2 separate regions of the Mus musculus genome follow, and region 2 is linked to region 1. The links are chromatin loops, found by intact Hi-C in ENCODE. Cell type or tissue: heart. All regions are shown on one strand. Links, peaks and the distances in the headings refer to the core of each region. The heading gives the core; the rest is flanking DNA.

What was found. A loop is a pair of places that touch in the nucleus more often than their neighbours do. Peaks named below come from ENCODE experiments on the same cell type or tissue, not always from the same donor. Only the 100,000 strongest peaks of a DNase experiment are listed, where the experiment ranks them.
Region 2: it touches region 1 in a loop (1.9-fold over the local background); 10 of 42 quality-filtered maps call a loop at or near these places.

The regions. Positions count from the first base shown.
Region 1 is chr16:11,696,351-11,699,269 of GRCm38, reverse strand. All of the region lies in intron 18 of Snx29 (sorting nexin 29), which reads right to left. Among named protein-coding and RNA genes, the nearest start is that of 4833415N18Rik, 82 kb to the left of the region's middle. In heart, for the core only: a CTCF peak has its summit at 1,358 (motif pointing left); no DNase peak of the experiment used is centred there.
Region 2 is chr16:11,939,131-11,942,049 of GRCm38, reverse strand. No RefSeq gene overlaps it. Among named protein-coding and RNA genes, the nearest start is that of Cpped1, 31 kb to the right of the region's middle. In heart, for the core only: a CTCF peak has its summit at 1,369; no DNase peak of the experiment used is centred there.

The DNA.
Region 1 (2,919 bases), core at 252-2,751:
AAAGGAGGGGTTCTGGGCTAAAAGGAGGAGAAATGCAAATCACATACACACATACCCACAAAAGATGACTGCTATCCCCATTTTGCAGATGAATAAACTAAGGCCCAGAGAGCCAACTCTGACAGAAAATGCCATGCATTTAATAGCTACCTTTAGCTTCAGAAATCTTCAGGTGCCCTACTTCCATGCCTGTTTCCAAGCAACCAAATCCTTTTTCAAACCATGGCCTATATGAATATTTGACATTTAAAAGAGGAAAGCAGAGTTTCTCTGTCTACAGCCAAGTCCAGCAGATCCCTGCCTGATCATGTATGCCAGGGTGGACCCCAGTTGTACTAATAGAGTTCTGCATCAGTACCAACCTCACTCACCCTCACTTGCCTTGGCACCCCTCCCTGCAGCCCTGAAAGCCTAGGCCCAGGTCCTGGTCATGCCCAGACTAAGTAGTCCACTGAAACCCCTGTTCTCCTTCCCCTGCTAGGCATCTTCCTAAGGCATTTCTGCCTGTGTCTACATACAGGGCCTCTCCATCCTTAGCTTGCCTCAAAACCCTGCACATTCCCCAGACTCTGCCCACATGGCTCCCATGGCTCTTCCACACTCTACTCCCCCCACCTTAAGGAAGCTTTAGTGGCATCCCCACCTAACATTCCTTCTGTCTTACTCCCTATCTTCCTTTTGGCTTCATGAGTCCACACCATGCTTATTTACTGACTTTTCTGCCTTCTCTCTTCTAAAATGCCAGTCTACAAATTTTATTCTCCACCGTCCAGAACCCTGGCCATACCTGGCCAGTGACAGATGTTCAATGGATGCCTTTCAAAGGGAATGAACAAATGGGCACACTGACATCTGCTGCATGTGTGACTGTGCAAATGCCTCTGACCTCTTCCAGACAATGGGGAGAAAGGACTGGTGTTTGGTGCTCCTGGCAGCAATACATCCCTGGAGGTAGTTGGTGGGAAGGGAGATGGATGAACGGACGAGAGAGGGATTCAGGAAGACAAGGATGCGGGCAGGAAGCAGACAGATGGAATTAGCAGGGTCCCTGCTGGTACCTACCTGCCGAAGCTATGTCTGCCCATGCTGATGCTGCCTGCCAAGGAAGAGATCTTGTGGGACCCTCCCCTCACCCTCTGCACAGAGTTTACAGGACACATGGGAATGAGGTCACCTGCTACTCACACAGTGAAAATTTGGAGTTTGAAACTTATCGACTGAGACAAAGGGAGCAAAGGGTGTTAACCAAATTTACAGAGGGAATAATTTAGGAGTGCTGGCTACTGTGCTGCACGAAGAGAGATAAGTTCTTTCTGGGATGGCAGAGGAACCTACAGAGCAGGCAGCCATTGCCACCTAGAGGTCAGTCACAGCCACAACTGACAATGGTGTCCACAGGGCAAGCAGAAGTGGCCTTGGCCTTGGCTAGCACAGGCCTGAGTGTGAAAGGCCCAGCCCACAAGGCCAAGAGCAGTGGGTGCTTTAGAAAACACCAGATGGAGAGCTGGTAAAGTCACGCAGTGCCACACAAGTTGAGAACTCGAGTTCAAATCCCCAGAGCCTGAGCCAGACATGTATAGTCTTCCTAGACCCAGCACTTTCCAATGGGGAGATGAGAGGCACAGGCAGGAAAATCCCAGAATCTTGTTAGTCTACACATGACGTGGAAAAACAGTAATGAGGCCCTGGATCAAATCAAGTGGAAGGCAAGAACCAACACCCAAGGGTGTCCTCGGACCCACATAAATGTATGAGGATATATACATGCAAACATACACACAAGAAAAAAGAAAAAAAGAAAATTCCAGATGTAGACTAAAGTCTTACTGAGCCCTGAGCTGGCTGCCGATCTCAGCGAGACAGAGGGTCTGCATGAACTGGTGGCTTTGGTGTAGGAGAGGAACAACTGGCCCAGTGAATGAGCAGGCCTCCCAGAGTGCAGAGGAATGCTGGTCCAGAGAGGAATGACACCAACTCTCTCTCTTCCTTTCCTAACTAAGTCACAAGGCAATAGGGCCTGGGGGCACGAGAGCACAGGACTCTGCTGAAACCATATCATTGCATCAGATAGAGGCTTTCTGGGGTCAGAACGCTTGTAAAATTCTGTGTGTGCCTTGGGGGCTTGTACCTGTATAGGGAACACACACTGCCTCTGGGTCATGTGATCTGAGCTTTACTTTTGAGGATCTTCTGTGTCTCTGCCCCCTAGGGCCCGAGGAAGGATAAAACTTAAGCCACTTGCAAAAACGAAGGCCATTTCCAAGGTCAAGGCAGCACTCTTACTAGCAAAAGGGCTCAGAAACAATAAAAGAAATGATAGCCAACATTAGAATAAGACACTGTTTTATTTAACCACTCAATGTTGAAGGTTAGGCCTGTGAATATCTATGGGAGGAGGGTCACAGTGCCCATCCTAACAATACTGACCACAGCCTCACTAGCACCCCAGCACCGGCATAGCTACACTAGGGAGAGATGCAGGAACCAGTTCCCAGGTAAGGTGCCCTCCTCCCACCTCAGTTCACTGTAAGATGGGGAACTGGAAGCCTGGCTGGCTACTCCCTTGACCTCCCCTTCTCCAAGCAGGGTGTGGGGTGCTCTGAGAAGACCTTCATTGCCCCAGCTGGAGGGCAGGTGCCCTTTCTGGACAGCTCAGCCCATGGCATCAACAGCATTCTTCCACAGTTCTTTGGAAGACACTCAGCACCTCCTGACTCGGCGCTGTTACATTTTGGATGGGGTAATTCCTTATGGTGTAGATTCACATGCATTGTGGGGTATTTACAACATCCCTTCCTAGGATTCCTTGGGTGTCGGGAGCACTGGTACCCTCCATAACAACATCTCCTTGGGAATCACGGAAGGAAACTGTCTCAGAGAGGTTCAGCCACTTGCCTAGGAAGTACCTCATCAATGTTG
Region 2 (2,919 bases), core at 151-2,650, 240 kb before region 1:
AGTCAATCTTCAGAGCCACACAAAAAAACATAAATGTTTTGTCCTATAACACACTAAATAAATGAATGTGCTGCTTTTAAGTGATTTTTTTAAAGGTGGTAGTTTGACATTATGGTTCGATCTATAGCCTAGAGTGAAATGAAGAAATTTGAATAGTGAGCCATGTTTGAGCAAGGCCAAAGTATTTTCCTTGTATACATAATCCCAGAGAAAGGAATGTAGGAGTCATTTTAATGTTTAATCTCCCTCCCCTACCCCCTCTCTCCTCTGGCTCTCTTTCTCTCTCTCTCTCTCTCTCTCTCTCTCTCTCTCTCTCTCTCTCTCTCTCTCTCTCTCTCTCTCCTATGTGTGTATGTACATATGCATGTGGAGGACACATACCACTACCACTACCACCACCAACAACAACAACAACGACAACAAAGTGGTTGTCTAACAGAGATATTGGGTGTCCTTCCCTTTCGGCTAAGAACATTTTCCTGCTGCTGCTGGGAGGAAGACAGGGCACAGATAGATCTGTGCTTGTCTCCAATGACATTTGCCAAGCATGTGGCACAAGCTATGGTAATCCTGTCTGCAGCTGAGGTGCCAAAGATAATGAATACTTTCTGATTGTCCAGAAAAGTGGGTCCTTAAATCTGTCCTATCCCCACAGAGTTCCCAAAGACTGCTTGAAGATATCACTTGAAGACATGTCTCAATTAACTGCACCTCTAAGCCTGGGAGTTTGAGTACTCTGTTTTCTAATCCCCATATTGCTGAATATATATGAGTTTTGGCTAAGAAGTTCAGGGCAAGATGAAAAACAGCCAAAATTCCCCATTGAGACATATTAAAAATAGTTGTTCTGGGTTACTATTATTTTTGCTGGTGCATAAGCTATGTGGGTATATAAAATACATCTCAAAACTGTAATTATATCTTCGGGGGAAAAACTCTAAATGTGTTTCATGCATATGTATTGAAAGTGAGTTTTAAAAAGTTTTTGTTGGGGTATATATTACTTTTGGTTTATTTAAGTTTATTTTACAGTGCATTAAAATCCAGTAGAAAATTATTAGCTGTAAATGTGCAATAATATTGCATTAACCCAACAAAATATACATTATGTGTATATAATTAGCTGAAAGAGATGTGTTCCCCTTGGTGATTAATGTTCCAAAGCCAAGTTATACTAATCATAAACTTAAATCTAATATATTAAAGAATTAACCTTACTTTCCCTCAGAGAAGTTATGTAGTCTGTGGTGTATTATTTCTCTTAAGAAATCCACCTTGAGGATTGCCTATATTTTAAAATGAGTTATCTTCATCTATTAAAAATAATGGGAGTGCATGTGGTGTGTTGGCTTGTAATGCCAATCTCTGCCACTAGGAGCAGCAGCATCCATTATTTTACATGTGCTGCTGGTGGTTGGGTGTAAAATTTTTGTAGTTTGCATTGTAAGTGAAGAGGTCACTTCTCTTTGAACCTCAGTTCTTTCAGGAAAGATTTGGAGCATAGGGGCTCTAAGGTCATAACCATTAAAGTTTCATGATCTAATAATGGTAGTATTTCAAAGATGAGGCAATGAAGGAAACTTAGTTAAAATCCCAGAAATGACATTAACTTAATTCCATGATGTGCAGCCATAGTCAATTACCCTCTGAATGTCTCAGTCTATTCAGGGTGCTGTCATAAGATATCATAAGCTGGGTGTATAAACAACAGAAATTTATTTCTGAAGGCTCACAGTGAGCTAAGCCCAAGGCATTGGCAGAATCAGTCTCAGGAGAACTGCTTTCTGGGTCTTAGCTGTTTCCTTCTTTCTAGTTATCTCTCTTCTATTAGGGCAATAACACCAATCAATGTTTGCTGTCCTCCTCCTCTGTACCCCTACCCCCTCACTTTCCTCTGTTGTAACATAGGCACCACCCTCCCTCCAGGCCTCCCTTTAATGTGTTCACATCTTCAAAGTACCTGTTTCCAAACAAGATCACAGTCAAGGTGCCAAGTGAGCACTTGATTATAGAGGGGCAATTCAGTCTACTAGGAGGATGGCGATGATGCAAAAGAGGAAGAAGGATGGAAAAAAAAGATGTAGAAAATGAGACCAGTAGCTATTGAGCACATAGAGCAGTTATTGAGCACATAGAGCAGTTATTGAGCACATAGAGCAGTTATTGAGCACATAGAATAGTTATTGAGCACATAGAGTAGTTATTGAGCACATAGAGTAGTTATTGAGCACATAGAGTAGTTATTGAGCACATAGAGCAGTTATTGAGCACATAGAGCAGTTATTGAGCACATAGAGCAGTTATTGAGCACATAGAGTAGTTTTTGAGCCCATAGAATAGTTATTGAGCACATAGAGTATTTATTGAGCACATAGAGCAGTTATTGAGCACATAGAGCAGTTATTGAGCACATAGAGCAGTTATTGAGCACATAGAGTATTTATTGAGCACATAGAGCAGTTATTGAGCACATAGAGTAGTTATTGAGCACATAGAGCAGTTATTGAGCACATAGAGCAGTTATTGAGCACATAGAGTAGTTTTTGAGCCCATAGAATAGTTATTGAGCACATAGAGTATTTATTGAGCACATAGAGCAGTTATTGAGCACATAGAGCAGTTATTGAGCACATAGAGCAGTTATTGAGCACATAGAGCAGTTATTGAGCACATAGAGCAGTTATTGAGCACATAGAGTATTTATTGAGCACATAGAGCAGTTATTGAGCACATAGAGCAGTTATTGAGCACATAGAGTAGTTATTGAGCACAGAGTATACTGCTTCACCATAACCAGTCCCATGGAAAATGTCTCATCTCATTCTCATGCTAACTCGCTTTCTAAGCCACCACTGAGCCCCTGAGAAGCCAAGGCTATTCAATATCTCTGTACTGGCAAAATGAGTATGAGATTCAAAT